Linked DNA regions of Homo sapiens: region 1 is linked to region 2. A link is an interaction called in ENCODE POLR2A ChIA-PET data of the cell type or tissue named here. Cell type or tissue: PC-9. All regions are shown on one strand. Each heading gives the region's core, and the rest is flanking DNA. Links, peaks and the distances in the headings are about the cores only.

Region 1 (16,287 bases), core at 6,429-11,428, 110 kb before region 2:
GGTTCCTCTGCCCTGCTCTCTTCTGTCCTGTTACCCCCGGGGTCTGAAGCCCTTCCACTTTAATTTTTTCAGAGAACAACCTCCTACTTCTGTCGGGGTGGAGGAGAGGTCCTCTCTCCTGACCTTGCTGGGTGGGTAGTAAGATCTGAAGTTCTAACTGTTCATCATACAGATTTGTAGGCTGGGCACAGTGGCTAACGCCTGTAATCCCAGCACTTTGGGAGGCTGAGGTGGGTGGATCACCTGAGGTCAGGAGTTCAGGACCAGCCTGGCCAACATGGCGAAACCCTGTCTCTACTAAAAACACAAAAATTAGCCGGGCTTGGTGGTCTGCACCTGTAATCCCAGCTGCTCAGGAGGCTGAGGCAGGAGAATCGCTTGAACATGGGAGGTGGAGGTTGCAGTGAGCCGAGGTCACGCCACTGCACTCCAGCCTGGGTGACATCTTCACACCTGTCCTCGCCCCTGCCTTCTCCCAGTTCCTTCCACCCCCACGCTTTCCTGGGACCTGCAGCTCAGGGGGACGTGCTTTTGGGGGCCTTACCCTTGCACCCTTGCAATTCCCAGCGCTCTTTCTGCTGCTCGCTCAGTTATCACCCTGGAGCTTGCTTTCCATCTTCCAGATGTTTGTTGATATCCCCACTGTTGTCTCCTTTCCTGCTTGCTTTTAGCCTCATGCATGCATATCTTTGTCAGTATTTTTACTTTTGATTCTGGCGTGGTTTGGGGAGGAAGAGGAGAAAGATATGCATGTTCAGTGTGCCATGCCTGACCACAGGGCTGGCCTCCCTACCTGAATGCTGCTTCCAGCAGAGCAGAGAGCAGTCTGTTGCTTCAGGCATGTATCCCAGCACCGTGGTATATGGTAGGTGCTCAGTAATTGAATGGGTAAAACTTTAGTGACACCCTCTGCTTTTTCATCCACTTCCTCATGATTCCCATACTTTTGGGCAAGGTATCCAAGTTCTCTGCTCACCTCCCTTGAGAAGAAGAATTTCTCTTTTCCCATTTCTTTTCCAAAATACTGTGTGGTTGTGATAATTCCTATCCAATCCAAGTGCAGCACTTTATAGATTTTAAATTAAAAATTGGCGTGATGATAATTTATTACTGAGTAGTAATATGTGTCTAGATTTTGAAAAGTTTACTGATTAGAATATTAGTGAATGGAGTATATTTGGTTCTAGCTAGTCTCACTAAAGCATGAGAATGGCATTTCATTACAGCATTTCTTTTTATTTGTAAAAAATTTACTTATTTTTTCCTTTTTATTGAGACAGGGTGCTGCTCTGTTGCCCAGGCCGGAGTGCAGTGGTGTGATCTTGGCTCACTGCAACCTCCACTTCCGGGCTCAAGCAGCCCTCGCCCATCAGCCTCCTGAGTAGCTGGGACTACAGGTCTGTGCCACCACACTCAGCTAATTTTTAAAATTTTTTGTAGAGATGGGGACGCACTCTGGGGTCTCACTCAACTCCTGATTGAGCCAGCCTGGGTAACATAGTGATCCTCCCACCTCTCAAGTGATCCTCCCACCTCAGCTTCCCAAAGTGCTAGGATGGTGAGCATGAGCCACTGTACCCAGCCTGTAACATTTAAACAAATAGAGCATGATTTGTGAATGAAATGCCCCAGTATCAAACTCTAAATCGTAGGTGTCTTCAGCCTACCTTGATCTGACATTGAACTTTAACTGTAGTGGTCCTCCAAGATCTTGGTGGGGTCCATCACTTACAAAGGATGGTTATAAAGGATGGTTAAAGGTGGTTCTTAGTGTTTAAAATCTCTTGGGAGAGATGACATGGAAAGCAGCAACTAGTTTGGTATGACAAATATGAGTAACAGGTATCCAGGCTGCTGCTACTATGGGAAGGAACAGAAGTCCTCCAAATCTGGTGACTGCAGGGAGGTCACACTTTTGTGAGTTGTGAATGCTAAGTAGAAGTGGTTTGGGTGAATCAACGTAAGCAGAGCCTTCCAGGCTGAAGGAGTCACAAAGGCTCCGAGGGTGACAGTGAGTAACACGGCCCTGGTTTGTTTCATTAGCAAATACTCACTGAGAACATGGTAGGTAGAATCACTGTGCTAGACACTGGGGACACGGTGTCTTCTTCCCTCATGGAACTCACAATGTGGGGAAGAAACTCAGGTCAGATATCCTTTCCAGCACATTCTTTTAAGTGCCATGCTAGCGGTATGTAGGAAGGGCAGCCATGGTGGTTGTAGTCTGGAAAGACCTAGAAGAAGTGACATTTTAGCTGGACGTAGAGAGTCAGTAGGCGTTGGCCAGGTTGCTGGGGTGTGCAGGGGAAGGATTTGTTCCAAGCCCAAGGGAGCAGCATGTGTGAAAGTCCAGAGGGAGGAGTGTGGACTGCCAAAAATGTGCACAGAGTTCCGTGTGGTCGGGAGGTGGGGAGATGGAAGGGGAGGGGGTGAGGCAGGGCAGGAGGTAGGGCACGGTGAAGAGCCTGGAACTGGAGTGGAGGGGTTTGGGTTTCATCCTGAGTGCAGTCAGAAGCAGGGGCTGCCCAGTTCCCTCCAGTGTAGTTCCTTACCCCTGGGGCAAGGAAGTCGTGCCAGCGGTCACAGGAGGTGAGGCTGGAAAGGAAGCAGGTCCAGATCTTCAGGGGCTTAGGTACTAGTTCCAGGACTGGGACCTCTTTCAGGCCTGGAGAACTGACGGGCCATTACAAACAACCCCTGGCACTGATGTGATTGGTTCTTTGTAGAAAGCACTTGAGGGGCAGTGAGGAGGGGCATGTGGGAGACATGTTGGAGGCTGAGAGTGGGGCAGCAAGGGGAAGTCTGTTTTCTATAGGAAGCCACTGGTGGGGTCACTCTTGTGGGTGGGGGAGGACCAAGGGCAGTGCAGGTTGGAAGTGCCCTTCTCCCTGGGAGGGTTCTGGAGGTGTGGCTGACTTCAGGCTGAGTGTGGGGCCTTGCCCAGTGCAGAATGCCATCCTGAGAGAGACTCCTGGACTCCCCAAGGGTACTCAGAGTCCAGCAGAGAAAGGCAATGTGCTTTTTGTGGCACCAAGGTTAGGGGTTAAGATTTATGATGCTTTTGGATTTAATGATGAAGGTACAGTGACAAATCAGTGAATAAGGATAATGTTACAATTCAGAACTAATGGGTGTGGAGCACTTATCCCGTGTCAGATATTTTAGGCCGTTCACCTGTAGTGTCTCTTACTCCATATACATAACAACTGTTGGAGGAGGTAGGTGTCGTTACTAATATTCACAATGACACTGAGGCACAGAGAAGTCAGGTGACTTGCCAGGGGCACACAGCCACACTTGTGTGGTTGCAACTGTTTTACACCTGGGTGGCCTAATTGTAGTTTATCCTCTACTTGCTGGGTTATTTTGCCCATTATATGCATTTGCCAGCCTACTTCTTCAGGATTCTTTCCACGTCCTTTGGTGTAGATGCATTTTTCTGTTGTCTGACAAATGTCAGTAGTCTAACTATTGACTGATGACTTCTAGTACATAGGTAAGCAGAGAATCAGCCAGACTCCTGTCCTATTGTTTCTCATGCTTTAGATCTTCAGGGCAAGCTTAAAGCATTTCTTTTTGCCTTTTGTACTTCCAAGGCCCAACATCTGCTTGCGTATAGAAGCTGCATAAGATTTTTGTGGTCCATTCTCTAGTTGGACCATTCTTTAGGTGTGACACAGGGCTTCTTTGTCACGTGTCTCCAGGCACTCACACAGAAAACAGCGTGAGTGGCATTCCCTGGAGTTGCAGTGAGGTTGCCTGGCTGGATGTTGTGGGCTTTGCTGAGTTTTGCCCTGGAGGGTGCGTGTCAGGCCAGGTAATTGGCCTGGCTTTGTGGGAACTGCCGGATCCTAGAATAGGCTGTGCTTAACTGAATGAAAAGAGAATTCATACTTTGGTCTCAGCAGGACAACTTTCAAAACAAATATTCTAGTCTGTGATTGACCAGGATGCATTGAGTTGAGAGCGTCACTACTGCTTACATTTTAGGTTTGGCTTCGAGCGTAATGCTTAATGCTACATGGGTGCCAGTTTCCCCTTGTCAGCTTCCAAAAAGCCACTCTGGCAGCTTTTGCATGTGTTTTGCCAGTCTGCGTAGCAGGGAAAGAAATGTGCCTCTGGAGTGGCAGATTTCAGCAAAAGAATCATATTGAAATCATATCCCAGAGCTGCCCAGTTCTTTGAAGGCACTAGTCTGTTTTCAGTATTTCAAACGCATCATGGAAGATAATTATTTCTATGATCAAGTTGCACCAGCTCTGACCTAGTAAACCATATTATTTGTTTCATTGGCAGTTAAAACCTTTCAAAAGAAGGCATCCATATGATGAAATGAAAGGAGAGGAAATCTTTGCTCCAGTTTAACCACCTCGTGTTACAGATGAAGAAACTAAGTCCCAAGGTCCCTCAGCTGGTGACATTATGACCCATATCAGAGTCTCCTGACCTCTTTTTTAAACTACATGCACTAAGTGTTGAGACAGTGAACATGATGAAACTTAGGAAGGCAAAATAATAATGTTCCCTAGTGTGAGAATCACTAATTATATTTTGCAGGTCAGTGTGGGAACTTTACTGTATTGGCCCAACCATGTCTTTGGGGTCTTTTGAGGGTCTGGAGTATTGACAGATCTCCTCGTAATCTTCCAGGACCCTAAAAAGCTCTTAGCTGTGAGATTCAGGCCGTTGTCTCAGACTTCACCATCCTTTCTTGCCCCCCTGACAAATGAGCCCGGGTTTGCTAAAAGTCACTTTGATATAAGGAGGCAGTCAAGGGCTTCCTCTTGCTCTTAGTAGTAATAGCTTGTATTTGATCACATCTACTTGAAACAGGTGTTTAACATTCAGCTAATGGTAGTGTAGCCTTCTTAATGACGAGAGTAACTCCTTCCAGAAAACTTTTCATAGGAAGAATTTTTGGCAGTTGAAAATGCATTTACTATTCCAAGGAAACATTTTGTTGTATGCTCGTAACTAACAAGTTATTACTTGTGTCTGCTAAAACAACACCAAGACCTGTTAAAATGGACATGGTCACTTTAATATGGTAGTTATATTAGTAATCATAACACAACTCAGTGACTTTTTTGGTTAATAAATTCTCTCTGAAAGAGCTGTTGACCTCTTTTAATTAAGCTCTTCTGTAGCTATTAAACATAATACAGGGTGCCTACAAACAAAACATACATGCACTCGGTGCTTAAAAAAAAGATCTTTCTGGTGAAATAAAAACAAAATATAAAAACAAGGACTATTAAAGGGGTCTATTAGAACAGCAAGGTTTAGGGGGCCTCGTGTACAAGACTGCGCATGACCGCCATCCTGACGGGACTCTCACCATGAGTCAGGAAATGGCTTCATGGTTTCTGGTCTGGGGCTCAGTTACTTATGAGTTGCATAGATCCAAATACCATCTTTGCACATGGAGAAAATGGCTCATAAGCTGAAGGAAGGATATTATATGAAACTCTCTTGCAACTGAGTTTCTGTAACCTGGATGGGTATATCTTGGGATATTCACTGCAGTCTGGAAACCTTACTTCATCTCTTTCTTCATTGTTTTAGAAATGAATGTATGTCTTCCTGGCATACCTTCTGAATTTAACTTCCAAATACCTTCTGGATAAATTGAAAACAACACCTTGCATCATTATGTCATCTGTCACATCAGAAACCTTTAGTGAGAGACTTTTAGCCAGTTTGTGATGGTAGTCTATGAAAAATGCTTTGTGTGGTTGTGTTTTGTTTTTTGTTTTTTTTGGAGTCTTGCTCTGTTGCCCAGGCTGGAGTGCAGTGGTGCAATCTTGGCTTACTGCAGTCTCCGCCTCCTGGATTCAAGCGATTTTCCTGCCTCAGCCTCCCGAGTATCTGGGACTACAGACATGCGCCACCACGCCCAGCTAATTTTTGTATTTTTAGTAGAGATGGGGTTTTGCCATGTTGGTGAGGCTGGTCTTGATCTCCTGAGTTCAGGTGATCCACCCGCCTCAGCCTCTCAAAGTGCACGGATTATAGGTGTGAGCCACCACGCCCAACTGAAAAATGCTATGTTAAGCGTTTAACTTTTTTTCTTATAAAAGTTGTCTACATATTTAAAGATATTTAACAATGACATTTCACGTTTGGCTCATTTTCATTCAGTCACATTTAAAAATCTATTCTAATACACTTAGAACTTGTAGCTTTCATTTATCAAAATGAAAGTTGGGCATCAGGAGAAATTTTGATTCTTAATCGTATCACTGAATACAGCCAAAAGGTTCAGCACCCTTGTACATCGATGCACTGTATGACTGAGAAGTTTAATTCTGTGTACATGCCAGCTTTTGTTTCCGATGGTGCCCATCAAATCTCTGCTGTGTGTAGGTTTTGCCTGGTACAGACAAGTTGTATCTTAAGATTGTGAGACTGTGATCTAATACATTTTGCTGTGGGCCTGTGACATTGAAAAACAGTGGGTGTTGGCCAAAGAACCAATCATGGGCTACCATCCCCAGAATGTCAGTGATGATCTTTGGCTTTTTGTTGGAACTACCAGGTGTCTAGAAAGAAGGCCAGACATTCGTTGTATTCGGATTTGGTGTGGCTTTCACAGTAAACATGGCTGCTTAGATTTGACGGAGGTGCATCTGCTGCAGCTCCTCTGGTGATAGGGACACATGAGTCAGCAGAGCACCATTCTCTTTGACCTCAGCCACACCATTGCAACATGACTTTAGTATGGGGCAAATTAGGAGAGCTAGATTTACTTCTCTTGGTTATCAGAGGCCAGGTCTTCTGAAAGAGAAGAAATAAGATTTGTCTAAGCAGATATCCAAGGGCCATTCATGTTATCTGATGCTTCCCAAAGGGTCTTTAATAAAAATGGTATAGACATTTTAATGTTCCCCATAGTTTTTTTTTTCCCCCAATTTGGCAAGCTGTCATTATTATGATAATGTGCTTTAAGGAATTTATGATTAATGATTACATTGATTACATGCATGGTTAATTAATTACATTAATTGAATCATTTGTACAACAAATACTGAATGAGCAACAGCAAACAAAAAAGTATTTATTGAGTGCCTGTGATTGGCATGCAGAGACCTAGTGCTTGGGTGACAGTGGTGAACAGGAGAGATGGTCCCTTCTCTCACAGAGCTTGTAGTATGGGGTAGGGAAGGACAGACAGATGGGAAACAAATGGCCAAGCAAACCAGCATACAAGTGGGAGTCAGAAGGCGTGCTCTGAAAGGAAAACACATCACTCCGGGGGAGCAGTGGGGTGACCTAATTTAACAGCAGGCTGCTAAGGAGACTGGGTGGAGTTTTCCTTGCTGAGTGTGACCACTGGGCATGGGATGGTGAGTCAGGGGTTCACTGTTGTGCCTTTGCCGAGCTTTAGGAAGCAAACGCCTTTTGTCAAAGAATCCACATTTTCCTTTTCTTTTTTTTTGAAAAACTTTTAAGTTCAAGTGTGTTATATAGGTGAACTCATATCAAAGTTTGGGCTTTGTTGTACAGATTATTTCATCACCCAGGTACTGAGCCTAGTACCCAATAGTTATTTTTTCTGCTCTTCTCTTTCCTCCCACCCTCCACCCTCCAATAGGCCCAGTGTCTGTTGTTCCCCTCTTTGTGTCCATGTGTTTTCATTGTTTAGCTCCCACTTATAAGTGAGAACATGTGTTATTTGGTTTTCTGTTCCTGCGTTAGTTTGCCAAGGATAATGGCCTCTAGCTCCATCCATGTTCCCATACCGGACATGATTTTTTTTTTTATGGCTGCATAGTATCCTAGGGCGTATATGTACCACATTTTCTTTATCCAGTCTATCGATGAGCATTTAGGTTGATTCTGTGTCTTTGCTATTGTGAGTGCTGCTGCAGTGGACTCACTCGTGCATGCACCTTTATGATAGAATGATTTATATTCCTTTTGGTATGTATTCAGTAATGAGATTGCTGGGTTAATGGTAGTACTGTATTTAGCTCTTTGAGGAACTGCCATACTGCTTTCCACAGTGGTTGAACTAATTTACACTCCCACCAACAGCATGCAAGTGTTCCCTTTTCTCTGCGATCGTGCCAGCATCTGTTATTTTTGACTTTTTTGTAATAGCCATTTTGACTGGTGTAAGATGATATCTCATGGTGGTTTTGATTTGCCTTTCTCTCATGATCAGTAATACTGAGCTTTTTTTCATACGCTTCTTGACTGCATGTATGCCTTCTTTTGAAAAGTGTCTGTTCTTATCTTTTGCCCACTTTTTGATGGGAAGAAGCCACATTTTTATTTATCAAAATAGTTCATTCTTTTTTGGTACAGTGGACTTGAAGTTCTGATGTAGTTGAATTGATTGGGATTATTTTTAAAAGACTGGCTCGACCGAGGGCATTTCTTTGTTATTATTTTACCTCTGTATTCACTTCTCATCTGATTGAAATATAAGCTTAGGATTGTGTTGTAGACTCTATTCTAGTCCAGATTCACAGTGCTGATTATGAACTGGTGTCATGTGGTTGAAGTGAGGCATTTTCTTTTCTTGTTGCTGTTTCATGTCAAATGTTACAAACACAGACGCTGTGGCACTCCTTTGGAGAGCTTGCTGAGGAGCTGCCACCTTCCCTTATTATCTATTCTTTTATTCTTGTTCCCTGCATTGTTTTTCATGGGCTTTGTCTTTCTTGTTTGGAGAGTAAATATGGCGCTGGAAGTCACAGGTGGAATTATCAGGAGAGACAGATGTTTTCCGTTGGACTTGGTTAGGGCCTGTGCTAAGGGAGGGCTTCGTCCCCCTTGTTTAATTAGAGAAAGTTGTTAGGGTTGTTTGCACCCCTGTGTACTGCTCATGTGTGCACACAAAGGGAGCAGAGATCTGCGGACCTGCTGGGTAAAGGGAGCACTTTCTAGCAAAGCCATGTGAATTGGTAAATGGCGTGGGAGGGGGTGGTAACACTTCTCATCACCTTTTCTTTTGTTCCTCCTGTTATAGCTCCTTTTTGACAAACAGGGAAAAGCATTAAAAACAAACATCCCCAGCGACTCACTTTTAACAAATCAGGGTGGTACTGCTGTTCAAGTCCTCATTCTGGCTCTCGGGCTCTCAGAGTCAGCATGGGGTGGTTACCTGTGGCATTTGCTTATTTTATAGGCTTGTTATGTTTTAGTGATTGATTCTTTCCATATTAAGAAGATATGGAACGTTTCACTGTGTTAGTTTGTATTCTTCTCCTATTGAGTTACAAAAGGGTTTCACTAATGATGAAGTATCAAGTTCTTAACCCTAAAGAGGTCATCTCAGAACCAGATTTGTGGCTGTCTTCCTGCATCTCAACTATGGCTTGAATTCTTTTGGGCTAAACTTCAGCCTAAGTCATCTCCTTTTCCTCGGTTTATTTTCCCTTTGCCCCAATTCCTTAGTTTTTTATATTTATTCTGTGCTATGATAGATATTTAAGTTCTCTCAATTGGTTTTTGGACTGAGGTGTAATAGAAATAAGTGCTATGGAGGCAAGCAAATATGTGTGTGTGTGCATGTGTGTTTGCATGTGCGTGTGTGGGTATATTTGCATGTGTGTGTTTTTTTGTGTTTGTGCATGTGTGTGTGCGTGTGTGTGTATGTTTGCATGTGTGTGTTTTTTGTGTGTGCATGTGTGTTTGCATGTGTGTGTTTGCATGTCTGTGTGTTTTTTTGTGTGTGTTTGTGTGTGTGTACCCACCGGGGAGTAGGGGTTTCTGGGAAGAGGTGAGCTTCTAGCTGGGTGAACCCAGTCCAATGACTTACTCTTTCTTAGCTTTAGTTTTCTTATTTGTAAAAATTGGGTAATGCCATCACTTCACAAAATAACAACGAGGCCCTGGGAGACAGCCCGCCTCGAGTCCGTGGCCCATGTGGATTCTGCAGCACACACGCCCCGAGTTTCACTTAGGCTAGGGGTTCTTTTTCAGAATCATAATTTTTTCATTTCTAAGATATTTCATTAAGTTTTATATTACTACTTGTTTGTGCTATTTGCTGAAGATTCTTTTAAAAATCAAAGTGTAAAACAGGACATTAAAATATTACTTCACATAAAAGAACCTTGAAGGAAGCCTGACCTGCAGCTTGTCCTTCGAGGTGCAGGTTCTGTGAATTCCAGGAAACCTGGCCGTACAGGTGCGTAGCCTCTGGGCTTTTTTGTTACCGCAGGCGCTGCTGTCGTGTGTCAAGGTGTGTGGTCTCCATCGGTGTGGGCACCATGACCTGTGAGTGTGAGGGGCTTGTCTTGCCCTGACCCTCAAATACTCCTGAGGGATCCTGGAGGTCCCAGGATCAGCAGCTGGGGTTGGGGGAACCTGAAGAATTGAAAGCTGTCAAAAAACATTCATTCTCATCTGAGGTTCATTCTCAGTTTAGAATGTTCTGGAAATAGGATCTAGGGAACTTAGAGGAATGGCGTCCATGAGGCAGCTGCCAGTTCTCTCTCATGCTTGTGCACTTGGACATGAGCATGGACATCCTCTTCCACTCTTAGTTGTTTGTTTCTTCTTTTACTTTGACCCATAGGAGAGAATCGGAGTGTTTTCCTACCTGGGATGACACAATACAGTCTCTGGCCTTGAGGTGGCCCTGCTCATCAAAGTTCAACTGGAAGGTGGCCATTGGCTTCAGGGCCAGAGTGGACTTTCCTGATACTTAGTATTGGTGCCCAAATATTTGTCACTGCTTTTTACTGTCTCAGGCTTGGCCACAGAGTAGCGGGGAGTTGCAGCAATTCCTCATGCACTGGAATTGACGGCCATGGTTCTCCCCTTCCATGCTGGCAGGTAGAAAAGAAGACTTGCATTGGGCCTGGGTGCAGTGGCTCACACCTGTAATCCCAACACTTTGGGAGGCCGAGGCAGGCGGATCACTTGAGGTCAGGAGTTTGAGACCAGTTTGACCAACATGGTGAAGCCCCGTCTCTACTAAAAATATAAAAGTTAACTGGGTGTGGTGGCACATGCCACCTACTCAGGAGGCTGAGGCAGGAGAATCACTTGAACCCGGGAGGTGGAGGTTGCAGTGAGCCGAGATGGCACCACTGCTTCAGGCTGGGTGACAGAGACTCTGTCTGAAAACAGACAAACAAATAAACAAACAAAAAAGAAAGACATGCATTGGATACACTACAAACTCCTTTTTGAAAAAAAAAAAAACACTCAAGTTTTGAAAACATCTTTCTCCCTGTGTGGTCAGGGTTGCCGCACCCAGTGGGATTATAATCCCCAAGAGTGTCAACACTGTTTTGCCCCTTGAATGTATCCAAATAAACTGGGACAACAGTCCGCATCCAGGTCTGGATTTTCTATGGTTTCTTGAACATTTTGTTGTTGAATAAGCAAAGGGGGTGGTGTTTTCTAGGCACAACTACTGGATGTGGGGCTCTAGATACTAAAGGAATGTCTGTGTAAGGAGGCTGCTGGCACAGCCCAGCGGTACTGTGTGCATGCACGGAGTGACCCGGGTCAGCTTTGCTGGGCAGAGCAGCTTCACTCTATTGATAAAGGGCACTTGATCCTGACCTTCAGATAAGTGGCCCCCAGAGGATGACAAAATTACTAATTCACTGCTCAGTAGATTTTGTATTTGAGGATTTTGAAACAAATTAGACGGTTGCTTCTCTGTGTCCTGTGTTCATTTAGAGCTTAGTAAGTAGGGTGAGCATATAATTTATTGTCCTAACCTAAGTAGGCCAGGACACGGTATATACCAGGATACTGTGGCCTCTCTGATCTTAAATAACCTGTTGGCTCTAATCTGCATAGTTTCTTACAGCTCGTTCAGATATTTCAGCCTTGATCTCACTTTGTTTACTGAGTGTAGCAGCATGAGTGAATGTTTGCCTTTCTGGCAGGGAGTTTGGGAGGATGTGGATATGTCCTCAGCATGGTGGGGCTGACAGGGCACAGCACACGGCTTGTTAACTTTGACACAGGAGTGACCTTGGGGCCGGCAGGTGAGTGGTCCACACACTTGGTGTTATGGGCTGAATCGTGCTGCCCCCAAATTCAAATGCTGAAGTCCTGACCCTCAGCACACCTGAAAAGGTGATTATATTTGGGGATAGGACCTTTAAAGGTAGTCAAGGTTACATGAGGTCACATGGGTGGGCCCTGATTCAATATGACTGGTGTCCTTATGAGAGGCAGACACCAGGGATATGTATGCAAAGAGGAAAGACCCTATGAGAATGCAGTGAGAAGGCAGCCATCTGCAAGCCAAGAAGAGAGGCCTCAGGAAAAACCAAACCTGCAGACAGCTTGATCTTAGACTTCCAGCCTTCACACAAATTGTGAGAAAATAAACTTCTGTAGTTTAAGCCACCCTGTCTGTAGTGTTTTGTTCTTGCAAAGTAATACAGTTGGCCCAAGAGATGTAAAAGCCTCAGTCCCAGCTCTGGAAGTGATCGCTCTGGCCTCAGACTGGGAGCAGTGGGGAGGGGGGTCTGGACACATGAAATCTTACTGTGGAGCCCAGGAACTTGGCAAGGAACAGTCCACTGTATGTGTCTGTGATCTTGAACAGTGGGTTATTAGGGTGTGATCAAGATTCATTCACCTGGAAAGGGATTGGCTGGAGCTGGGTAAGCAGACCTCTGGCAGGGCTTCCGGCAAAGAGGGGAATGAGAAGGATCAGGCTTGCTGCGGGAGAACCAGGCAGAACAATTGAGCACACCCAAGGTAAGAGTGGGTGCCACATGGATGCATGTGGCCAGAGTCTAGTTCTTTGCATCCTTGGTTGGAGTTGGAGAAGCAAAATCATCTTCTACAGCTGTGGCAATGCCATCAATCTCAGAACTGTGGAATATCTGAATTTCTTTTTGGGACCCTGGACAGGGTCAGGTATATTGGAATGGGTTCTTGAACAGACTGTAGACATGAACTGATGAGTGGGTGACCACAACTGAATGAGGATTTGAAAGATAGACGTCCACATGACAATTACTTTTCAACTCTGCTCTCTGGAACAGTCTGGTACATTGAGATTGGTTTATTAAAGCAGGATGCCAGGGAACTCTACAAATGATGTTTAAATGGAGCGGTGGACTCTGAGTCAAGAAGACCCAAGTTTATATTCTGACTCCATGATTTGGACAAATTGCTCCAACCTAATCTATTTATGGATATATAATTTCCATGTATCTAAATTCATCATGTTGTTTAGGAACATTACATGCGATGGAGATGTGAAAATACCCAGCTAAGGTGGGCTTTGATTACACATCAACTTTTTTTCTGTAGTGGGCATGCCTAGGACGGTTCCTTGAATTCATTACTGTGTGTCTTGCTTCTCTCCCCATCACTCACCCAAGAGCTCTTCTTCTCAGAAGCCTTTTCAGCACCTATCACTATGCCTTATTCCCAGTTGCAAAGGACTGAGTGTCTCCTTTTGTCCCCGCATTCTTATGTTGAAACCCCATCACCAATGTGATGAGAGGAAGCCTTTGGGAGCTGATTAGGTCCGGAGGATGGAGCCCTCATGAATGGGATTAGTGCCCTTTAAAAGAGACCCCAGAGAGATCTTTTGCCCCTTCTACCACGTGAGAACACAATGAGAAGTTGCCATCTCTGAATCAGAAAGCAGGTCCTCACCAGACACTGAATCTGCTAAGGCCTTAGTGTTGGACTTCCCAGCCACCAGAACTATGAGAAATAGATTTCTGTTGTTTATAAGCCACCCTGCCTGTGGTATTTTGTTACAGCAGCTGGAATGGATTAAGACACCAGTATGTGCATGTGTTTATGTGTGAAGGAAGAGGCCCCAAAGCTCAGTTTAATATTTGGATCTGTTACACCGCATTCTCTAGAACTAGAGTTTATAGAATCAGATAATATTTGAATGGGAAAGGCCCTGAGACACCTTCGCAGTCCAGTGGTTTGCAAATCTGACTGTTAGCATGTAGGTTCCTGTACCTCTCCTTGGAGCTCTGACCCACCCAGTCCAGAGTGGGACCCAGGAATCTGCAATTTCTAAAAATGCTTGTGACCAGTCGAAGTAAAAAAAATGCCCCAAGTAATTCTGATGATGATGAGGCAGTTTTAGGAAGGGCTTATCTAGCCAGTGCCTTAATTTAAAGATGAAAATACCGAGGCAGAGGATATGGAGGTGTTTCTCACTGGCCATGCTAGACCTTCCACCTAGCTGTGATTAGGATCCCACATTCATATTGTAAGTTCCCACTGGGCAGACACAAAGATGCCATTTGCATAAAAGATAAAAGACACAAAGATTTCCATTTGCATAAAAACCCAGCTGCCCATTACCATGGCTTCCTGACCTTCATGAGTTTATTTCTTCTTTCTTCTCCGTACCTCCTGCCACACCGTTTCTTTCTTTCTTCCCTCTTACCATCCTGCACGACATTGCAGTGTATGACTTTGATCTGTTATTCATTTTTCTTATAGCTCCTTTCTATGACTGAATCTGGTAGTTAGTATTTAACTTATGGCTAGCTGATATAGTTTGGATATTTATTGCTGCCCAGATCTCAGGCTGCAATGTGATCCCCAGTGTTGGAGGTGGGGTGTGGTGGGAGGTGTTTGGGTGATGGGGGTGGATCTCTCATAGCTTGGTGCTGTTCTCAAGATAGTAAGTTCTCTTCAAGATCTGGTAGTTTAAATATGTGGCACCCCCTCCCCACACTCCCTCTTGCCACTGCTCCCACCATATGAGATGCCTGCTTCCCCTTCACCTTTCACCATGATCATAAGCTTTCTGAGGCCTCATGAGAAGCCGAGCAGATGCTGACCCCATGCTTCCTGTACAGCCTGCAGAACCAAGAGCCAGTTAAATCTCTTTTCTTTATAAATTACCCAGTCTCAGGTATTTCTTTAGGGCAATGCAAGAATGGCCTAGTACCTAGCTCAGCTGGAGTGGGCTGCAGAACTTGACTCACCCGCCCTGCCTCGAAGTCCCCTTCCCTGCTGTGACCAGGTCAGGTAGAAGGTGGAATAGGAGTGGGCAGGTATTCAATTTATACACTAGGTGGAGCTAAGGAGCACATTGCACTGCCCTAGGGTGCCCCTGACTTGATTTACCCATGGCTTTTCTCATAATTCCAGTGCAAGGGTGCACAGTAGAGCATGCTCAGTTTCTCTTTGCCTTGACCTCAGATGGCCTTGGTTCCATCCTAGCCATGCCCTTGGTTTCTCCTACTCTTTAGGCACAAGAACGCAAACAGAATACAAACTCCCTGCTGCTCCTCCCCACTGTCTTATCTGTTTGTCCACCATGCCTTGCTGACCTGGGCACATTCCCTGAATTCACTGGATTATCGTGATGTGCTTCTCCTAGAGTAAGGTTATTCCCCTCCTCCACTGCAGCAGACTCTGATTGTTACTACCCACCATTTCCCTGTGATTGATATCTTCCAGAATTTCTCATCTCTTTAGAGAAAGGAGTCTATTACCTACCACCCTCTTTTCCTCTCCTCTGATGCTTATAATTCATTTTCTTGGCCATCACAACTAAAGAAGTACTTCCCTAGGGAAAAAAAAAAGGCTTCTGAGTTCCATTTAATCCTGGATTTGCAATTAAATTGTTATTGCTTTATCTCACTCCATTTTCGGATGATCGTCCTTTCCAAATTATTTAAAACTATATATTCATGTTTAAGAAATGTACCCCCCAGCCAACACACATACATGTTTTAAACAGCTCTGAAAATGGGATACATATTACAATTGAGAGGGTCTTTATTTTTTTGGCAGCTTTTTTTCCTTAATAGTGCACAATTTAATTTCACACAGCATCTTCAGTTACTAATTTTGCAGAATCTGCATAAAAGGCCAGGAGAAATTAAAGCCAACTTTAGTTGAAACTCTGAATTTTGTGATATTATGATAGATGGCTGCAGGTATGTCTAACTCTTGAGAAGATAATTATCTTCCAGCAAAATGTGATGATCTGGACTTTGAATAATGTTTGGTAAATCATTATGCCTTACGAGACCCTTTTTTCTTTCACAATTAGAGCCACCATAATATTAAATAAAGCCAGGAGATGTTAAGAACTCAGTTTAGGGCTAGGTCTACAGTTATATATATTTCATTTTTTAAAATCATTTATTCAATATTTAATGAACATTTAAATTGAATGGAGGGATTGCTACTTGACCGTTAAGATCCTTTCTGGATTTCATATTCAGTGATTCTGATTTTCTGTGTAAAATCTTAATTTTTTAAATTTCAATAGATTTTTGGGGAACAGGTGGCATTTGATTACCTGAATAAATTCTTTAGTGGTGATTTCTGAGATTTTGGTGCACCCATCACTGGAGC
Region 2 (16,287 bases), core at 9,727-14,726:
GCAGAAAAATTTAGAATGATCCTTTACTTGGGTTTGACTTCTGTCATTAAATCCTTGCTCCTTTTTTAAATAAATAAAACTAGAAATCATGCCTAATACATCAATTTATTTGAAGCCCTAAATCAATTGGCAATTTGATAACCCCCTCAGTCCCCGCACCTAAGTGAAGATTTATTGGATTGAATCGAATACCACAGGGGTGGACTGCTAGGTTTGTTAGTCCCCAGTCAGCACTCAACTTATACCCTGAGTCTAAGAATATTCATACTCATCTATTTTTTTTTTTTGAGACAGAGTCTCGCTCTGTCGCCCAGGCTGGAGTGCAGTGGTGCAATCTCGGCTCACTGCAAGCTCTGCCTCCTGGGTTCATGCCATTCTCCTGCCTCAGCCTCCCGAGTAGCTGGGACTACAGGCACCTGCCACCATGCCTGGCCAATTTTTTGTATTTTTAGTAGGGGTGGGGTTAACACCACATGGAAGCCACCAAGGCTTATGGCTTGCACCCTCTGAAGCAGCAGCCCGAGCTGTACCTTGGCCTCTTTGAGCCATAGCTGGAGCTGGAGTGACTGGGACATAGGGAGCAGTGTCCCAAGGCTGTTCAGGGAAGAGGTGGCCTGGGCCTGGCTCACAAAAACCATTATGTCATCCTAGGCCTCTGGGCCTGTGATGGGAGGGGTTGCTAGATGGTCTCTGAAATGCCTTTGACAATGGGGCTTTTCATTGACTTGGCTATTTGCACTTGGCTCCTTTTTACTTATGCAAATATCTGCAACCTGCTTGAATTCCTCCCCTAAAAATGGGCTTTTCTTTTCTACCACATGGCCAGGCTGCAAATTTTTCAAACTTTTATGGTCTGTTTTCCTTTTAAATGTAAGTTCAAGTTTCACATCATTTCTTTGCTCACACATATAAGCATAGGTTTTTAGAAGCAGCCAGGCTACATCTTGAACACCTTGCTGCTTAGAAATTTCTTCCACCAGATACCTAAATCATCACTCTTTAAGTTCAGAGTTTCACAGGGCAGGGGCACAATGCAGCCAGTTGCCTTGCTTAAGACATAGTAAAAGTGACCTTTGCTCCAGTTCCCAATAAGATACTCATTTCCTTCTGAGACCTCATCAGCCTAGTCTTCATTTTCCATATTACTACCAGCATTTTGGTCACCACCATTCAAGTCTCTAGGATGTTCCAAATTTTCCTTCATCCATCTGTCTTCTTTTGAGCTCTCCAAACTCTTCCAACTTCTGCCTATTACCCAGTCTCAAAGCTGCTTCCACATTTTTATTTATCTTTACAGCAATGCCCCCACTCTTCAGTACCAATTTTCTCTATTAGTCTGTTCTTGCACTGCTATAAAGAAATACCAGAGACTGGGTAATCTATAAGGAAAAGAGTTTTAATTGGCTCATGGTTCTGCAGGCTCTACAGGAAGCAAAGTGGCTTCTGCTTCCGGGGAGGCCTAAGGAAGCTGCCAATCATGGCAGAAGGCAAAGAAGAAGCAAGGCACATCTTACATGGCCAGAGCAGGAGTAAGAGAGAGCAGGGGGGCGGTGCCACACGTTCTTTAAACAACCATATCTCTTGAGAACTCACTCACCATCATGAGCACAGCACCAAGGGGATGGTGCTAAACCATTCATGAGAGTCTGCCCCCGATTCAACCACCTCCCATCAGGCCCCACCTCCAACACTTGGGACTACAATTTGACATGAGATTTGGTGGGGACACAGATTCAAACCATGTCATTAACTTTCTACCATTTTTTTTGTGTCATCTATAATCCCAGGTTCATACCCATACCCATCTTCCCTGCATACTGTTGTTGAATATTATATTTATTAATTTACCATTAATACATGTACTATTTACATAATAGCTTATTCTCAAAATCTGCTATTGAGGGAGACTGAGGGCAAGTTTAGCAAGCATTGTCATTTTTTTCTGTGACTGATAAGGGTCTGATTCTCTTAGTAAGAGTGTATTCCTTTAAAAGCCTCTGATTATTTATGTGAACATAAATGAGAGATACACTCTTTAAAGGACTAAGTTGGGAATATGACCTAATTAAACAGCCTAGCATCTTGACTGAATATCTTAATGTGCGATAGTCACTCCAAGTTTGCCATCTTCCAGGTTATTGCTTTTTATTACAAAGGCTGATTCTACAAACAAAAATAATTTGAATTGGCCTTCATAATAAAAGCACTTTGGAGAAACTTGAGAATTCAGTGTTTGAGTTGTATATACCTGGTGCTCAGGACCAGTGTGGTGGGTACCATCTCTAAAAAGCAAAATTAGGAACAATATTGTTAATGACTTTTTTTTTTGTGCTGTAGGAAACATATTTTTTAGTATCCTCACAGGTTTCATATAAGTAGGCCAAATGTTGCAATGCAGGGAAGGGACATTTACTTTTGACTCCAACTACAGTAAACCCTGGGTTGAAATTCATCAGAAATTGTGGATCTTCAGTGGAATGCAAGAAAAGACTTATATCTAAATGAGCCAGCCTGCTTCACAATAACAGTTTTGTTTTCCTTGAGGAGTGTTTCTTGACTATCTGATATTATCTGTCCTTCAGGGATAAAGTAGAAATATTTTCTGCCCTCAGGGACAGTGATTGAAGCAAATCTTGGCATTCACAAATGAAAGGGTGTTGAATCTCCTGCAGGTCTCAAGTAGGTGCTTGTCCTATGCTAGTAATGGAATTTGCATTACTCATGCCCTGGGCTTATGAAAGTCTAGTTATTAAAATGTTAAAATTAAAAACGCTGAAAAATGACTTATACTTGGCATCTTGTTCATAGAAACTTGAAACTGTAATAAATACTATGATGGGTAGTTGAGTGTCAGCCTCCCAAATGATCTAGGTGGATTGGATAATTGATGATCACCTGGAGAAGTAGCAGTGCTCAGTTTGAGATAGGAGGTGGAAAGGGTCAATCGCAAAAGTAAGTAGCTGATCTCTGAGTCGTTTTAAACTTGATATAAAAAAAGGGAGAGCCCCAAATAGAACACTAAGTTGCTCTGAGGAAGATGGGGCTCTCCGGGCAGAAAGCTTCTCCAGGCAGAAAAAGCCAGCACTCACTGGCGCCTTCTGGTCCCTGGCCTTGGGAGGAGTCGCTCACGTGGCTAATTGGCCTGAGAAAGTGAACGCTTCAAGTTGAGTGCGATGTAATTTCTTAATCTTGTGTTTACTCTTTTTAATCCTCTAGTTGACAAATCTTATTTGCGTTGTCATGGTTCTAATTCAGTGAGTGCTCATGCAGAGAAATATATCTGTTTTTATTTTGTTTCTCTGCCTACATACAGTCATATGCAAGCACCTACACACAGAGGAACATAATAAGTATCCACAGGATTAAAAAAAATTCTAACACATTACACTAAGAAATGTTAAAATCTGTAACCAGATACTGACTGACCTTTCTAAGAAAAATTCGACAGGAATTAGCATCAACAGATGTCCACTACCAGTAGAGAGCATGAGACCCTTAGTCACTAGCTGAGAATGAAAGGTCTCCAAGCCAAAGCATATTTATAGGTGTGATGGTTGCAGCAGCTGTTTGTCATGGTTGCCAGGTGACGAGTTATAACAAATCCTTTTTTTTTTTTTTTAAGTTTGTCAATATGGAATGGTGACTTAGCAAACTTTCTGAAAAATATTGTTTGGCTTCAACTTCCATTTCTTATAAATTGAAAATAAAATAATGAGTAGTGTGAAATAATGTATACTTTCTGGAGGTATTATAACAGAAATCAAAACATCTTTGGAAATGATTATTGCACTATAAATTCATAAGGATGTGAAAAAGTTAAAACCTAACAAGAATGGTGTGTGTGTGTGTGTGTGTGTGAGAGAGAGAGAGAGAGAGAGAGAGAGAGAGGACAACACTGTCTGAAAATGTTCTCCAGCGGGGTGCAGTTGCCCTACAAAAACTTGAAAAGCAAAACCAAAAAGGGAGTCATTTTTCTCTGATATTTCATGTGAAGGTTGGATATTCGTCAGGGCCCAGTTCTGTTCTCTACTGGTATCACAAATGCTGGTGGGCCATGTGGGAACAGTGCCCGCAGGAGATACTCATGGATCCAGGGATCCCCAAGTCACACATTAAGGCTCAAGTTTTGCCCGCAGAAATCTCATATGAAATACCGATTTTCAGTTCCAGAAAGTCTTGGAATATATGAAGCATCTTTCTTTCTTTCTTCCTTTCTTTCCTTTCTTTCGTAGAGACAGGGTCTTGCCATGTTGTCTAGGCTGGTCATGAACTCTGGGGATCAAGGGATACTCCCGCCTTTGTCTCCCAAAGTGCTGGGATTACAGGTGTGAGCCACTGTGCCTGGCCCGTATTTCCTAATTAGCTAATTTTGAAGGCATTTTAACTGCCCATTTGCAAGAAAGAACAAAACAAAACTCTTCCCTATAGATGACAGTTGTTTTCTAGATTTTTAATAGGACTTTTTGTCTATTATTTTGTATATTTTTATACATATGAGGGAATGCATGCTAATTATTACCAACACGTAATGTATAGAAACATTCGGATAAGTGAATTAAAAACATGGTGCCACCAAATAACCACTGTTAATTATTTTTGATATTTTCTTCTTTGGATGTTTACTGTTTATATTCATTCAGTATTTTTATGTGCCTCATAGATGTCAAGCTCTGTTAGCTACTGAAGACAGAGCACTGTCCAAGAATTCCTTCATGGGATTTAAAGTCTCATAGGGAGTCAGTGTTACAAATGTCATAAATTAATTGCAATTCATAGTTGCCCTGAAAGAACGTTACCAGATGCGACGGTCGTGGTCGGTAACCAGGAGATCTGCTGTGTTTCAAGCCCTTTTCAGCCTCAGTTTTCTCTTGGGTAAAATGGAGATAACCCTGCCTTGCAGGGTATCGTAATGGGATGGGGTCCTAGGGGGATCATGTGGAGGACATTGGGACAGTGCGGGCAGAGTGCTTAACATAGTGCCTGGCACACAGGGAGAGCTTAGCAGATAGTTGCCATGGTCATGGTTATTATGGGCACGTGTTGTAATTGAAGTTTGTGAAGTTGGGTTCATGATTATGGAATCACTTTGTGGGTACTAATTTAGGAACAGCTGGAGGGGTTCAGAGAGAAAATAAGAATCTAGATGCCTTAGGACCAAGGAGTTTCACCTGGGAACCAAAGCCGCTTTTTAACTATTTTGATTTCTATTTGTGTAGCTTGGCATTTAGGGATCCATAATCCTGCCTGTGGCACTGCCCTAATGTGCTTCCCTACTCATCTTTGCAATGGTCCCCATGTTCCAATCCGGAGAGTGTTTTTTCTGTATCTCGCCCCACATTAGGAGCATTCCCAGTTCTATGCATTACTTCCCTATTCCATTGTGGATTCATTCTGTGACCTTGAACAAGATAGCTAATGTATCTGGGCCTCAACTTTCTCAATCTGTTGAACAGGAATAATAAACAGTAGTTCACTCACAGGTTGGTTGTAAGGATTGAAGTAAGTAGTAAGTTTATAAGATAGTAAGTTTATAAGATGCTGTTCACTACCTGACCCCTGGTGAGTGTTAGCTATTCTTTTTTATGGTGCCTGTAACCCCCTTTATTTGAATTGTTAACAAACTGCCTTTGCTTGATTTATTATATAACCTAATTGCATCTTTCCTTTCTACTACAAATTGCCACCTAAATAAAACTGTCATAGTAATCTGTGTAATCTTATAACTCTTTTTTAATAGTTACGTTTATTCATAATTTAAGATATTTTAAACAATTTTCCATTGCTCCCACTGAAACATGGGACACTTTATTTTGTTTTACAAATGCCAGAAACCAGCTTAAGGCACAAGGGAACTGGCTCCAATTATGGGGGATGTCCATGGGTGGATTTGCTTTGCACCTTGCCTTTTGGGCCCAACAGGACCCAAGAACTCAAACCTGACTATCAGGATTCATTCATATTCTCTCCCTGCCTCCCATATACTTTCTCCCTCCCTCTCTTTTTCCATCTACTCCAGGTTTCCTATCTCTGGTTGGTAATTATCTCCTCAAATCTAAAGCTCAAGAAATATGTGAAAATATTTTAGCTTTGATATATTAAAAATATAATTTTTTGCTTTCAAAAATAACTGAGTTGTAAAAACACTTTTAAGTTCATTAGTATATGCTAAAACATTGTCCTGTAAAATGTACAATAGTGAAAAGATCTTACATTTAACAAGCTCTCCTCATATATCCAATCCCCAACATAGTTTTCAAATTCATGTATCTCCAATAGCCCTAGATACAATTAAATGCCATTTTTTAAAGGTGAGTTTCATGTATCACCAGTGTGTGTAGGCTTTGCATCATTCTTGGGTCACATGTACACTTTAACTTATTGGTTACAGGCTGTGCCTTAGTCAACCCTCAGTCCCAGAGCCAGGAATGGTGACAGTTAATGTACATTCACTGCATATTTATTAAAACGAACAGAAGTTAAATGATAATGAGATAGTATTTCTTCTATGCCAAGATTCATTTTGTTGCAGCATTATTTTTTCTAGTGCTCAAAGATACTATTGGTGAAAGGGATGAAACAGGCTGCTAGCACATGTTCTGTCTTACAGAATTACAATCTATTTTTAAAGAGCACAAGAGTGTCCTATTTCTTAGTCTTACAGAACCCCCTAATGGAGAATACTGTGTGCTGCATTCTGAAACTGCCAGCCAAGTGCATTAGAAATTCCATTATGCAGGCATTAAACTACACAAAGACAAATCTTATAATATTTAAACATTGTTTTGATAACTATATTTTTTAAGGGAACAAAGGTACATGATAATTTAAAAGATACACATAAAAGTAAAATAAGTGAACTGCTTCACATCCCAGTTTGACTGAGTTATTTTGTTCATAACAAAACTCACCACTTTGTATCCTACAGTTGGCGGTTGAATCACTTAAAATCAGTTTGATCCTTTTAAGGTCTGCTTTTTTTTTTTTTTTTTTTTTTTTTTTTTTTTTGAGACAGAATCTCGCTCTGTTGCCCAGGCTGGAGTGCAGTGGCGCTATCTCGGCTCATTGCAGCCCCTGCCTCCTGGGTTCAAGTGATTCTCCTGCCTCAGCCTCCTGAGTAGCTGGGACTACAGGCGCATGCCACCAGGCCTGGCTAATTTTTGTACTTTTAGTAGCGATGGGGTTTCACCGTGTTGGGCAAGATGGTCTCGATCTCCTGATCTCATGATCTGCCCACCTCGGCCTCCCAAAGTGCTGGGATTATAGGCGTGAGCCACCACGCCCGGCCTAAGGTCTGCTTTTAAGACTTGTTAGGACCAGAGCCGCATTTAGTTTAGGACTGATTATTCTCTGCTACTGAGGCAAGACCCTTCTGAGTATTCTACCCATGTCTGTGAATTTTGAAGTTTTTCGGTCTAGTTGGTGGGACTAGGTGTCATTCTTGGCCAAAGACACTGTTCCTTCTAGTCCTTTCTGATGGCTCTTTCCTGGCCTCCGGGCTCCTCACACGCCTGTGCCAGCAAAGCCTCAGCTGAAGACTCCAGGAATCCCCCACATCAGACCTCTCCCTTTATCTCCCTCTGTACTGTGCTCTACTCTCTGGCACTGGGTCCTGCAAACTCTGGCCCCTTGGATCTCCTTTTTGGACCCTCAGCAATGTCTCCTCAACTCAGGGAGTTGCCAGGTGGTACCTGGGTTGCTGCCCCTGCTCCCAGGCCAGGAAACACTCAAGGCAGCGAGCTGGGTGATCACATAACTCCCTTATTGGTTTCTCATCCCTTAGGAGTCACTGTCCTTCCTTGCCTAATGCCCAGAGTTTTGAAAATCGTTGTTGCATAGATTTTCTTTGTTTCAGGTGGGTTGGGTATATCAGCTCCCTCTCACACCGTCTTGCCCAGAAGCAGAAGTCTCCCTCCTCTTTATTTGTAGGACAGGAATTCAGTGTTACTTTATCAAGGGTATTTCTCACAGTGACTCTTAAGGTAAGACACACCTGCCTCAGCATCATCTAGGACACCTGTTAAAATGCAGATTTCTGAGCCTCACCCAGGCCTGCTCCATCTCCATCTCTTCAGTAAGGCCCACACAGCTGCTGCTTAAACAGTGCCCTGGGTGTCTCACAACTACAGCTGCAGGAACTGCATGAAGGGCTTATTTGGCCAGACCTCCCAATGTATATGGTAAATTGTATTCTAATAGGGACAGGGAGGAAGAAAGAAGGGATGTTGGTTTGAAATTCTACTGAGAAGCCAAAGCTCCTTTCTGTGGACAAAGTGAGTTTGCTTATCTAAGGAGCCATCTTTCCATGTTTTATTCCCTTAGAGTTTCACTGGCAGGTAAAACCAGAAATTCTTCAGCTGCTGAAAAAGGACTTTGCCCTGGCTTAGGCTTCTTTGATAAAGAATTGCTTGATTGGAGAATGGCCTTCATCAAAACACCTGACTAGTTTTTCCGTAAGAAGGAAAACTTAACCAGATGGCATCTGCTGGGGCTTTTTTGGGAGTCATTTACAGTTACAGATCCTTGAGCAAAGCCCATTTGATAGATGGCATGGCCATGTAGAGGCTGGGGCTTGTAGTGACTTCTCCCTGGGAACTACTTGAACTGGACTGGCTACGAGGATGGAAAGTTGGGGATGATGGTCATCGGGGGTGACTCTTAAATGGTCTTTATCTTGTGGCTGGAGTGTGTGGTGAGTTCACTCCTTAGTGAAGGCAAGAGTGTGAGAGAAAGCTGGAAGGCTGGCGAGAGGGAGGGGAGATGGATAGAAAGATGAACCAAAGAACCTATTTCCTTTTGAACTTGGAAAGTGCATGGTCTCTCTGAAACTAAGGAGGAAATATTAATAAAGCTACTGGTAATGAATTTTCTCCCTTAGTTGAGCGTCAGTCACAGAAGACTTGTATTGTTTGTTTAGGAACTTAGTACAAACTCAAAATGTTTTGAAGCCTTAGGTATTTTCATTTCCTTTTATGTTAGTTGGGCCTTATGTTGCATGGTGATCAGTGCCAAGGATGGTGGGAAGACAGCTACACACCATGGAAAAGATCTGTTCCCCAAGCCTTGCCCAGCATTCACAGGAGATCTTTTTTCTAGTTATGTGTTTTCCAAATAAGGCTCTCTGGGAAAACCTAGAGTTTCATTACGTAGCAACTCAGCGTGTGTATGTGTGTGTGTGCAGATGACACCTGTGTTAAACATCAACCAACCACTAAGCGTAGATCTTGGTTTCTGCTGAGTATTTGGATTCTGCACATGAAGTGCTCTGTTTTCCTGGAAAGGGTTGGTCCTGCATGATGGCACGTTGGTATTGGTCAATCACACCTCATCTCTTCTGGTTCTAGGAAGGAGTGAGGAACATGAAATGCTCCTTCTCATTCTGAATTGCCATGTGGTCTCTTCAAAGAATATCATTGAATGTATTCACCCTTTGAAGAGGGCACACATTTTAAAGGATCAGAACTGTATTGGAAACCCAGAGTCCTGGCCTTGGGTCTTGGCTCTGCCTCATACTAGCTGCAAAAAGTTGGATTTCACGTTCCTCACCTATAAAATAAGGGAATTTGAAAAGTTGACATCAAATGTCCCGTCTCATGACAAATTATCTAATTCTGTATAACCTAAATTGAACTGTGGTGACATAAATTAATGGTAAACTCACTGGAAGACTATAGAAATGTGAGTTCCTATGGTACTCAGAATTAATCACTGGGCAATTTAAAACTATTGTTAAACTCCCAGGGAGCACCTGTTTTTGGTCCAGAAGAAAAGATGTGGAGTGACATCTTTTTTTCACCCTGGAACTTACATTTTCTTTTTAAATCATATATATTTCGATTAAATTTTATTCAGCCCAATCTGAACATTTATTTTTAATCTCAAACACTTATTACTCTTTACAAACCCATTTGGTTAGATATTATTTTCAGGTTGTACACAATGAATTTCTCATTTCTGTTTGTGATTATAACAATTCAAATATCAATTATAATTTATTGTGTTAATAAAAATGTAAGTAATGATGAAATTTATTGTCCCAAAAAACTATTATATGAAGCTTTTTAAAAGGGAAAAATGTAATATAATTAAGAGTGTTTTCTTATGACTATGGAAGATAGTCAAAGATTGCATATTTTTTTCTTTCTTTCCAGCAAATAGTGTTTATCTATAGACACAGAGGAATAGTGCTACCAGCATTCAAGTTTTTGATAACAGTATTTTCCACATTTAGTGTGATGCAAGACACAAAGGGGGAACTTAATAACTTTTTATTGAATAAATGAATAAATTAGTGGATAGATGGTGTCCACTTGAAGTCCCCTGTGGAAAATAGATAAGACCCTTCCTTAAATGCTAAAGAGAGTTTTTAGTTATTTCATAGTAATCTCTATAAAACACTTTAAGTTATATGAAGTCTTTGTTCTAACATTATCTCTATAGTGACAATTTAGTATTATACTAGGCTCTTTTACAATTTGGGGACATTTACTTAAGCAGTAATAAAAAATATGTAAACAAATATGGATATGGTGTCATTTCCAAGACATGAATCCTAAAGATGATATTAGAACAAAGTTCCAGCATCTGTACAAAGTACTATTCATTCAAAAAAATATTTTTTTGTCCTCGCGCAGTGGTTCATGCCTGTAATCCCAGCACTTTGGAAGGCCAAGGTGGGAGGATTGTTTGAGGCCAGGAGTTATGAACTGTTCATTTATTCCATCTTAATGTTTAAAAGAAAATAACAAATCCTTCCATTATAGCTTTTCATTGATTTTTGTTAGAATTATATTGGGCAAACAGTTCAAATGCATCCTTAAATAATTATTCAATATGCATAGAGAGCAGAAATTAAAATGTTTTCTGTCATCTTCATGGTCCCATTAAACTGAACAGTAGCTTAGCCTGTCTGTGCCAATTTGCAGCAAATCTATATTATTCTGAGAAAACAGACTGCATTTTAATAACCTTATATTTCCTTTGCCATATAGCTTTTGCTCTCTGGTGCAAAATCTTTTCCCACTAAGCAGATATCTGTGGCAAGATTTTGCCACAGATATCTGCTTCTTAGCTATGCACTTAGTATTTTAATAGATGTGGAATCATGGGGTATGCAAACCTGGTGCCAGATATGGTCCTGCTGAAAACAGATTTGCTCAGTGATTCAAGAGTGGGTAGAGTTAATGGATGCATAAACCATCCCCAAAAGTTCATTTCTTCTGACAGACAGGAAATCTACCTGCAGGAATAACATCAGCCTGGACAACTGGTAGCTCAGTGACTCTCCAGAGCATTAGTTGAGGCTGAAAGAACAAAGAGGAAGGAAAATGGTATACTTCCCCCCTTTTAAAATATGCTATTGCACTCATTTAAACTTGGATTAAAATTATTTTTATAAAAAGGAATTGTAATTTACAAATTGCCTTACTATTCAAAATATATTAAAAGTCACAGAATCTGTATGTACATAAACTTCTGTATAGTTGAGCATCTAAGGGCAAAGGTAGTTTTGATTTGTCTTAGGGCTACTGGAATTGAATCCAGAGATCAGCCTCACCCTGGTACCCTACCACAGCTCAGATGATAGTTCACTAACAATTCTAGTCTTCTTCTAGAAACTTTGCTGCTTTTGTTATTGCCATATCCATAGCTCTGTGGCAGTGCCTTCAACATGGTAGACACATATCTCTCAATAATCTCTTAAATGAATGAATTTGAGGATTCTTAACAGGGCTTGTTTGAACTGGTATGTTTTTATGAGTTAGGATTGCAAGAGCAGGAATTAAGCTTTATGTCATTGTAATGTTAGGGAATGACATGTATTTACATGTGTCTTCTTCCTGGAGTGATTGTTTCTAGTTTTTAGCTCACTGAGGTTCCTGTGGAAAATGAGGGCAGGGAGAAAGCTGGTTGCCGGCCCATGCATCACACTCAACACATTCTAGATGATGATTAGGAAAATGTACTCTGGAAAAATAGAGGATATTGTAAGATCTTTTTAACAATTTTCTATAGAGTTTTCCAACCATGGTATATATTGAAAATACATTGTTGGTATTTATTCTTAATATTGTATGCTTAATTCCAAGGTTTCTCTAAAAGTACTGTGGTTTCCCAATCCTTAAGGTTTAAGACGTTTCTAACAAGTCTTCCATGACCTAGTCTCCTCCTACCCCTCCAGCTTCACATGTTTTTCTTCTGGTTGACTTTGCTGGAGTCACATTGAGACTCAATAGGATAGCACATTTAAGCTCCTTCCCACTCCAGGGCTTCTGCATATATTGCATGTTGTTCTACCTGGAACCCTATGATTAACCTGCTGATCCATCCCATATCTGAGTTTTAAAATGACTCTTCATTAAAGATGTCCCTAAGCCTCACCCTGTTCTCCCTGAGTGTTTCCCTGATTGTAAACAGACAATTAATTAGACAGCTAATTGTTTCTTTTGACATGTGAGTTTCCTGAAGCAGGTGTCTGGATAGTTCCCTTCTGAATTCACAGGGCTTTTCCAGAGGGTGTGGCCAACAGTAGATGCTCAATAAATATTTGCCAAAGCCATAAATGTTGAATGAATCATCCAAAGTTCAGTAGTATTTTTTTTCTTTTTGTCTCTTTAGCTGGGAAGTTATCAATTCCAAACCAGATGAAAGACCCAGGCTCAGCCACTGTATTGCAGAATCATGGATGAATTTCAGCATATTTCTTCAAGAAATGTCTCTTTTTAAACAGCAGAGCCCTGGCAAGGCAAGTTTTCCAGTAAAGGAGTATGTTTTAAAATGTTCAGTTACTTGGAAACAAATGAACTAACCTATTTTATCAGCTTGTCAGATTTCTCCAATTTTAAATATAATATACTAAGAACATATGCCATAAAAGCTGGTATCAGCAAGGTTCAGATGTGTGAGTGTGCGAACACTAGATAATCCTCAGCCTCACATTGTGAAATTGGATTGGTTTTACATTTTATATATATTTATCTAGCTCATTAGCTAAAATGAATGGTGATTGGTCTTATCAGCAAGACTAGGGAGAAAACAGTCTTAAGAATTTCAGTTATCGTATTTAGCCTGGTGCTGAAGTCAAAGGGAGATGAAATGAATACATAGTTCTTTGACTGTGCTTTTGGAGATAACTGAATCTTATTTTCAAGCTAAAAAGTGGAGATTCTTGTATGATTTACTTATTTAAGAAAGAAAACTTTTGGCAAAAACATTCATAGTGATTATATAAACAAAATGAGTATTTTTCCAATTAAGATAAAACCCATGAGGGGGAAGTGTCTTACATGGTTGGGAAGGGATTACATGGAGTGCTGCACATACTTGTATTATTTTATGCATAAAGGCAGCTTTAATTCTGATCAACTGTCTTGATAGCTTGGGTGAGGTGCAGAACCATCAATAGACCTTGTCTATTCCAGTGTTGCTTTCAAGCTCCTTGAATATCCACCCGTGGATAGAATGAAGAGCTAGGAATGTCAGCATTGAAAATCTCTGTCTTTGTACCTTGTATAGGCAATATCGTAACTTCAATAGTATTAAATAATAGAACTATGCTTGGAGACATTTTGAGTGTATTAAAGTGGCAGTATTGCATTTGGATGCATTTTTTTTATTCATTGAAGGCATTTTTTTTTTTTTAGCATAGATACCTATATTTGGGGCATGATGTGCTGTTGATGTTGATTTTACTGAAGTGATTAAATGTATTTTTGGAAGATTCTAAACTTCAAACTTCTGCATTGGGTTGCATTAATGTGCCCCAAGTCAATTAGCTTAAAATGATGATGCTACAAATGTAGGGCATATTATGAAATCCCTTTGTAAAACTAAATTCTGGATATAGTAATGCTTTTCTTGGCTTATTTGTTCCTTTGACTTTTATGGCCTTTCCATTTCATTTATAGAATTCCAGATTCTTTCAAGGGCCCTTGCTGTTTTAGAAACAGCTCTTAATTTTGTTCCACAAGTCATCTAATCTACTTTTGACTAGTTAATTTATTAACTCTGTACCGAAGAATGAAAAATCAAAATTAAACTTAGATTTAGACCCCTTTGCTCTTTATCATCATCAGTTATTGGTCAGAGGTATGTATTCCTTCCTCCTGTATCTTTTAGAAACTCCCTTAATGAATTTCCTTTGCTTGCTTATCAGTTTAATTTACTATCACTGTTTAAAGATGACGAAAAATGTAAGACAGTTTAAGACTGGAGGGTGAAAAATCAGGTGAAGACTTTATGGTAACATTTTTCTGCCTTGATGTTTCTAAAGGGAATTAAGGATATTTTCTGATGTTTTTAAATTTCTTAAAACAATCAAGATTTTTTAACCATAAATGACAGAAGGAAAATAAACATGTCACTGTAGGAGTTTCATTTCAATGGCAGTTTTTTTCTAGGTGACTTAGAAGTGGGGTCAGTTTGAGCAGTATATATGGTTAGGAAAGAGGATAGTGATGGCCATAAATTTATCCTGTCAGCTTAGCAGCTATAAATTACATTAGATTTGTGTAAATTACGTTAGATTTGTGTAGATACCTCTAATTTCTGTAACTTGTTTTGCTGTGTTTTTATGAATTTCAGTGGGCTTATAGTGGTAGTTTGAACTTTCAGATGTAGTTATCAGGCCGCATTAATTTCCTTAAATGAGCGAAGTAAAAGAAGTTTCTGGGAACATAATAGTTTTCTGTTCTCTTGCACCTGGCAGTAATATAGCCACAGGCATGAGTAATGGGAGTTGTCACTCTCTGTGCCAGAAATTAGCTCCTGTGTCCTCAAAATAATTATTACCAAGTGTTGAAATGGACTAAGACTGGTTGAATGCAGCAGTCATTAGTCAGCCCTTAGTGCAAAATAATGCTCTTTGGAAAAAATCTGTAATAACCAGATAGGTCACTTATACCGGTCACTATAGATTTACAATTGTGTGTGTATCCTGTGCTCCGAAATATCTTGGTGTTATGCTTAACTATCCCATGTTATTTCTATTATTTCCAGTTTTGTCTCCTGGTCTGTAGTGTGTGCACATTTTTTACGATCTTGGGAAGTTACATTCCTGGGGTTATACTCAGCTATCTACTGTGTAAGTATAGTAGAACATATGGCTAAGTGTTGTGATGCATATGGTATCACCTTACGGTCAACAGACCTGTAGTTTGAAGAGGGGGGATGAGTTCTTAACTATAATACAAGTTGATTATTCTTTAATCTCCTGCTGTACAAAGTTTCTCCATTTTCCTAGAGACATGTCTCTATTTTAAAATTGGAAGAATAGCTGCAAAAGGCAGAATTATAAGTGAATAATTTTATGTTAAATTTTGTCAGTAAAAGTATACATAAAGCTGTATGCCCCACCTCCCAAAAACACACCAACACCTTTGCCTTCGTGCGTGTTCTTTGGCTCAAAAAAATAATTAAAACCACAATGAAATACCATTGCATCCCTACCAGAATGGCTAAAATTAAAAATACTGACCACATCAAGTATTAGGAGGGATGCAGAGCAAGTGGAATTCTCACATACTGTTGCGGGGTAGGTAGAATGTTAAAATCACTTTGGATAACAGTTTGGCAGTTTCTTAAAAACTACTACATGACAAAGCTATCCCACAACTAGGTACTTACCCAAAAGAAATGAAAGTACAAAGACATAAATGTTCATAACAGATTTATATGTAGTAGCCAAAAGCAGAATATAATCCATACATCCATCAATTGGAGGAATGGGTAAGCAAACTGTGGTATATCCATATAATGGATTACTACTTAGCACTAAAAATGGATACATACAACACTAAAGATAAATCTCAAAATAATTAGACTGAGTAGACAAAACCAGATGAAAAAGTGTGATTCCATTTATATATTATTCCAGAAAATTCAAACAATCTTTAGTGACAAAGCAGGTCAGTGGTTGCCTGGGGATGAGGTGGGTGGGGGCAGGGAGAAGAGGCAGGAGACTGGAAGGAAGGTTGAATAAAACCATGAGAAAACTTCATGTCTACTGGTAGACATGTTCACTATCTTGATTATGGTGATGGCTTCTTAGTTGTATGCATATGTCAAAATTTATCAAATTGTACACTTTAAATACATGTATTTTATTATACATCAATGACCACCCAAAAATGTTATTAAAAAGTATGGATTTTCTTCACCTGAAAACTATGATCTGGCACTGCTACCTTTCGATGGGGCAGGCACTCTCCACTTAACATACCCCCATATTTTCCAATTTTTCTTACAATGGACTTTAAAATTTACATACAATTTCTTGGCCTCTAGAGACAT

What was found. ChIA-PET counts read pairs that join two places held together with the same protein. Peaks named below come from ENCODE experiments on the same cell type or tissue, not always from the same donor. Only the 100,000 strongest peaks of a DNase experiment are listed, where the experiment ranks them.
Region 1: POLR2A ChIA-PET joins it to region 2 with 8 read pairs; 2 of 35 experiments call an interaction of 5 or more read pairs at or near these places.

Annotation. Positions count from the first base shown.
Region 1 is chr5:16,584,193-16,600,479 of GRCh38, reverse strand. The region is part of intron 1 of RETREG1 (reticulophagy regulator 1); the gene reads left to right. Among named protein-coding and RNA genes, the nearest start is that of RETREG1-AS1, 24 kb to the left of the region's middle. In PC-9, for the core only: no CTCF peak of the experiment used is centred there; no DNase peak of the experiment used is centred there.
Region 2 is chr5:16,479,801-16,496,087 of GRCh38, reverse strand. RETREG1 (reticulophagy regulator 1) reads left to right here. Exons shown (of 9, transcript NM_001034850.3): 4 at 12,616-12,742; 5 at 14,995-15,079. Among named protein-coding and RNA genes, the nearest start is that of ZNF622, 22 kb to the right of the region's middle. In PC-9, for the core only: no CTCF peak of the experiment used is centred there; a DNase peak (open chromatin) is centred at 12,557.